2 separate regions of the Mus musculus genome follow, and region 2 is linked to region 1. A link is a loop called in an ENCODE intact Hi-C map of the cell type or tissue named here. Cell type or tissue: heart. All regions are shown on one strand. Links, peaks and the distances in the headings refer to the core of each region. The heading gives the core; the rest is flanking DNA.

Region 1 (2,914 bases), core at 278-2,777:
CTTTTAAAAATTATATCTAATATATTAATCAATAATACTTATAATTAATTAATAACAATTAATAGTTATATAATATAATACATATACTATATAGCAAATACATTACATACATTATATAATATATTACATATATTATATCTATCATATATTATAGATTATATACTACATATATCACATATATTATATATACATATATAAACACAAATGTATGCCATCACGGCCAGGTATTTTTTTCAGGTGGGTTCTGGGAATGAAACTCAGGTCCCAGCACCTTTGTTGACCAAAGGCTTCAGAGTGGAAGGGACGTAAATGGTCAATGCTTAATCCTGGACAGGCCTGGTGCCCATCAGCCTAGTAAAGGCTCTGGCCAGTCCTGAAGGAGCGACACTTGGCTACCTTCACTGAATCTGTAATTTCTCACACCTACCTGGCTCCTGGGCCTCTTCACATGAACAGCTTCTGGAACACTTCACAGAGTCCAAACCACGCGATGCCGCATGCCAGTCCAGACAGGCTGACTGCTGTCTCTATGGCTCAGAACCAGGAAGAACACCCAGCGCACCAGCAGATGCCATGCCTAGCCGTGCCACGCCCCTCCTCCAAGGATTCCCTCTGACTGAGCCCTGCCCTCTCCTCCTCCGATGACATCATGACCCTGTTTCTTCTTGTGTGGGTATGGAGGACAGAGTACATTGGACCTTTTCCTTAACTCTCCTGCCATTCTGGGAGTTCTGTCCTATCCAGCCAGGTCTCGCCACAGGAGAGCCGCGGTTACTGATGTGCACCGCCACAGCGGACTTTGTATAGGTTGTCCGGATTCGAACTCAGGGCCTCACACTTGCGCAGCAAGCCCCTCACCCACAGAGCCAGCCCCTCAGGAGACAAGTCTCCCTCTAGCACCAGGCTTCAGCCTTTTCCTGAGGCCCATTGTCTCAATGGTCTGCGAGCCACGGGGAGGGACTTAGCGACTCTTCGGCCTGACGTCACTCCTGCCAGGACAGTTATCCTAGAGACTTGGCTGCTTTCTTGCTTTGATGCATTTTTTTTTTTTTTTTTTTTTTTTTGAGACTAGGCCTTGCTCAGTAGCCCGCGCTGGTCTGCAACTCGCAGCAATCCTCCTGTCTCAGCTTGGGGGATGCTGAAATTTCAGGCATGAGTCATTAGAAAACTTCTCTGCTCAAACTAGGATTCAGGTTTTTAAGTTTTTTGGTTATTTTCCCCCCTCTGGTACACCCAGTTTCATCTCTACCTAGGAACGGGGGTCACAGGCCCGTGTTCTCTGATATATTAAGATCTGTAATGGTCAACATATAAAGATCAAAGTGTTCTTTTTTTTTTTTTTTTTTGGTTTTTCGAGACAGGGTTTCTCTGTATAGCCCTGGCTGTCCTGGAGCTCACTTTGTAGACCAGGCTGGCCTCGAACTCAGAAATCCGCCTGCCTCTGCCTCCTGAGTGGAGGGATTAAAGGTGTGTGCCACCATGCCCAGTAAAGATCAAAGTGTTCTACACCAATCCCCAAACTTTTGTTTCTCTGGGGTACATTTGTGTAGGCCACAGTGGGTCGTGAGTGTGTCGCCACTGCCCCCTAGTGGTTGTCTGTGGAATGGCAGGAATGATTTTTGTGGTCCAGGCTGCTCCAGGACAGAGCATATCCCTAGTCCCTGTGGGATGCAGATGCACATGGATGAGGAGCCCTGAGTGACCTATGACTGGAGTGGAAATATCCACACTTGACCCTTGAGGGCTTGGTATAAGGTGGACTTGCCCTCTGTGGGCCTCAGTTTCCCCATCTGTACCATGATGTTGGGAATAGCACAGGAACCCCAGGCTTCTTGTTTTGTTTGCTTTAGTGCACTGTAATTTAGAGGTTGGAGCCCAAGTGTCTGTTGGGGAAATTCTCCACCCCAAACTGCAGATGTCCAGGTCCTAACCAGCAGTTAGCCATCTGTGTGTGAGCCATCATCCCCCACTAGTGAATTCACTATCAGTGGCTGACCTGTCACCTCTTAGCAAGGTTGTCCCCTCACTGGAGTGGCCACCTGTGCTGAAATCTTCCATTATTTCCACCTGAAATGGCACCCGAGGGTGGGAGGGGCTATGTGAAGGAGCTTGGACAAGCTGTACTGGGAACTAGCCTCGCTCCAGTCCTGGAACTTGGAGTGAGCCTGGTCATCTGAAGGGGTGACTCAGATTCTTGGGAGAGTTTGAGGGACCCTAGACTGAGCTGCCAGGTCTAGTGCAGTAGCCACTAGTTGTCCAAATATATTCTTTACCCTGTAATACAAGAGAAACTTCAGCTGCCCTGTCTCTGGTGCCATGTTGCAAGTTCTCAGTACCTAGGCGTGGCCATGACATGGCGCGGTTAGTGCACACAGGATGTGAGAGATGATGCTGACTTCTCTTTCTAGGTGGTTCTGAGCCCGTGTGGATCATGACCCCGTTGGGGGTTGAATGTTTCTTTCACAGGGGTCGCCTGAGACCATTGGAACACACAGATGTTTACATTACAATTCAAAACAGTAGCAAAGTTACAGTTATGAAGTAGCGACAGAAATAATTTTATGTTTGGGGAGTCACCACAACATGAAGGAACTATATTAAAGGGTCGAGGCATTAGGAAGGTTGAGAGCTACTGCACTAGATAGTTCTAGATGATTCTCAGAGGATGAAGAATAGAATGCCTGAGGAGAAGGTGGGGACAGGGGCGACTCCTTGATGGGTTACCCCACATGGAGTAGGGTTGGATACAGTGGATGAGGGCAACTCCCATCTTCTCCTACTGGTTCTCGTCTGTCTGAGCAGGATGACATCATCAACTTGCGGTCACAGCAGCAGACCTCCCATGAGGGCACCCGGAGCATCCTGAAACAGATGGAGGTGAGCTGAGAAGGGGAGGGGGGAGGGGGAGGGGAAG
Region 2 (2,914 bases), core at 210-2,709, 230 kb before region 1:
CCTCGCCTGGGCCTCCCAAGTGTCATTGTCAACACTGCCTCAGAACTTCTCTACCAGTCAGAGAAGAAGCCAGGGATAGACTTCTGGGTGCAGACTCTATGGCCTCAGCCACCCTTCTTGCTCCCACTGAGGTCCCAGACAGACAATGAACTCACCTCAGATGATCCCCCACAGCTAAGCCTACGTTAGACTTCAAGAACCACTCAGTAAAATAATGAGAAATGACAGGTGTTTGCTGTTCCAAGGAACTCAATTTCAGAGTGGTTTGCTATACAGCCAAATGAACAAAATTTGATGATACATAAATGTGCATATTTATTAAGTTAATAATTATTGGGTTTGGTAGTTCACACTCAGCACTCATAAGCAAACGCAGATTTACTAATGCTTGAGACCAGCCTGGTCTACATAATAAGTTTCTAGCCACATCTGGCAGTCAGCCAGTCCTTGTTGTTCAGTAAAACAAAACAGCAAACAATCTCACCAAACATATAACCTGAGAAATGTGTCAAGTTTTATTTAAGACCAGGTCTGATTAACTCTGGCTGGCACTAGACCTCACTCTGTAGACCAGGCTGACCTTGAACTCACAGAGATCTGCTTGCCTCTGCTTCCTGAGTGCTGGGGTTAAAGGTGTGTGTGCCACCATGTCTGGCAGTTTTTAAAGAATTTTTAAACTAAAAAAAAAAATGTGTGTGTGTGCATGCCTGTGCGGGTGTGTGGTGTGGTTCAAACTAAAGTCATCAGTCTTGGTGGCAAGATGGTCTGAGCCATCTCTTTTGTCCTCACAGAGCTTACAACTGATGGGAACACCAGTTCCCGGGATCTAGAACCCTCTTCTGGCCTCTGAGAGCACCAAGCACACATATAGTGCACAGATAGACATGCAGTGCACATACATAAATAAAGGCAATAGTCATATTGACCCAGTTCTCCAGCCCCCGAAATGCCAAGCATTTAGGACAGGAACTCTTGACCCATATTGCTATTTCTCCTACAGTAAAAAGAAATCACTGACCAGATTTAGAGGCCTAACTGCTAGAAGTCCTATAAAGAAAGACTAGTCCAGAATCAAATATTCAAAAAGAGCCTTGTAGATTGATGACCTGTCGTACCAGTTACAGTTTCACATGCGTTTCTTTTCAGGGGCTAGACCTAAGTTTTCAGAGTGCTTGCTTATCATGGGAGAAGTCCTGGGCTTGACCTCTAGTACTTGAGCATGATGGTGCATGCCTGTAATAGAGGCCGGAGCTTCAGGAGTTCAAAGTTATTCTAAGCTATCAAGTTTGAGACCACTGGGCTGGGTGAGACCGGTCTAATTTGCTGAGATGTGATATGTTGCTCCTTGTCCACCAGGGGGCGACAACGCGTTTCATGATTAGGGCCACATTCCACTGCAGGTTGTATGCACCTGCCACACAGGAAACATTACTTTAATTTTATTGCTTTAAATTAGCTGTGAAAGGCAGGCTTTTAAAGCCTGCTCATTTTGCACTTATAGTTATTAAGAGCTTGCTTTGTTCTCTTTAAGGTATTAAAAGAACTCACAATGTGTATTTCCAAGACAGCCAGCCCTTGAAAATTATCTTCGAAAAGAGTCTGTGTGCGAATATCCTGATGATTAAACCAAGGTAAAGGGTCTCCTGATGCCTCTTTCTCTTCGGAACACAACGTGCTTGTGCACCGAACAATTTACCCCAGAGCTTGTCTTTCCTTTTTAAGATTATTTTTAAGGCGGCACACAAAATGCTGGGGTTCTGTGTGACATTTCACACTGAGTACATTGCACTTTGGCCACACTCACCACCCTGTCTTACTCCCACTTCCTCCTAGAGCTTCCTAGCCAGTTATGCTTTTTAAAAAGGCTAACACGTGATTTAGAACAATCACTGACATTGTCAGGAGGAAACTCTAGAAAGACAGGTGACAAGCTGCTTAAAGGCAGCAAATTATTAGCCAAGAGCTCTGAAATACACCACCCAAGGCTTCACACTTCAATCCAGCCAAAGAGGAAACTCGGTTGTGAGACTTCACGTCTAGACAACTTCACACAGGCCCTAGGACTCGCAGCCTGAGGACATTGGAACATTTTTATGCAAATTGATTGTCTTATTCTATTGTTTTCTAGGAAATGGACTGAGCAATATTGTCCTAGAAAGGAGCTCTTTCAGTTCAGTTGCAGCATTGGCTGTTAATTAGCATGACTCTGGAGCAAAGCCTATTCTATCTTACTGCTCTTTTAAATTACAAAAGGAATCCCTTTTCCCTGAAGCACGTCCACTCATCCACTCGCACTTGAACCTGGCTCCTCTGCCATGTCTGTAGCTCACGTGGCAGGGTAGCTCTGTTAACAATCTGGTGCCTCTCCTTACAGCACACTTCTCCCCAGCACCCCCAAGTTGTGTGTGAATGCATGTGCCACTGCGCATGCATGGAGATCAGAGGATGACAAGCAGGAGTCAGGTCTTTCCTTCTACCTCAGGGGTTCTGGGGATGGATGGATGGATGGCACTCAGGCCAGCGGGTTTGGCAAGCAAATGCCTTGACCTGCTGAGCCATCTCTCTGACCCTAGCCTTGCCTATGAAACTTAAGCTATTGTGAGGAACTCTATATCAGTTCACTTAAATCAGTCTTATTTTGAGTAGTTGCTGTTTTCTTTACATTGTGTGTCTGAGCTACAGTTTCCTACTGATGCCCTTACAAGGGAAATTTAGATAGCTTCCTCTTTTTTGGATGTCAGAAACAATACTGTATGGTACACAGATTAGTATCTGTTATCTATTCCCGTGGAACAAAGTTTCCCCAAATGTAGAGCCTTCACAAGTCAAGCATTTATTAATCTGTTGAAATAGCTGGGTCTCATGTGGATGGATGTTCCTGGATCAGGGTCTCTCCTGAGTTTGAGTAGTGCCA

The links. A loop is a pair of places that touch in the nucleus more often than their neighbours do. Peaks named below come from ENCODE experiments on the same cell type or tissue, not always from the same donor. Only the 100,000 strongest peaks of a DNase experiment are listed, where the experiment ranks them.
Region 2: it touches region 1 in a loop (3-fold over the local background); 8 of 42 quality-filtered maps call a loop at or near these places.

The regions. Positions count from the first base shown.
Region 1 is chr5:122,113,097-122,116,010 of GRCm38, reverse strand. It overlaps Ccdc63 (coiled-coil domain containing 63), which reads left to right. Exons shown (of 12, transcript NM_001384199.1): 9 at 2,803-2,877. It also overlaps a transcript of Myl2 not described here. Among named protein-coding and RNA genes, the nearest start is that of Myl2, 14 kb to the right of the region's middle. In heart, for the core only: a CTCF peak has its summit at 1,613 (motif pointing left); a DNase peak (open chromatin) is centred at 1,630.
Region 2 is chr5:122,342,915-122,345,828 of GRCm38, reverse strand. It overlaps Rad9b (RAD9 checkpoint clamp component B), which reads left to right. Exons shown (of 13, transcript NM_001382853.1): 5 at 1,532-1,631. Among named protein-coding and RNA genes, the nearest start is that of Rad9b, 9.8 kb to the left of the region's middle. In heart, for the core only: CTCF peaks have their summits at 1,143 and 1,357 (motif pointing right); no DNase peak of the experiment used is centred there.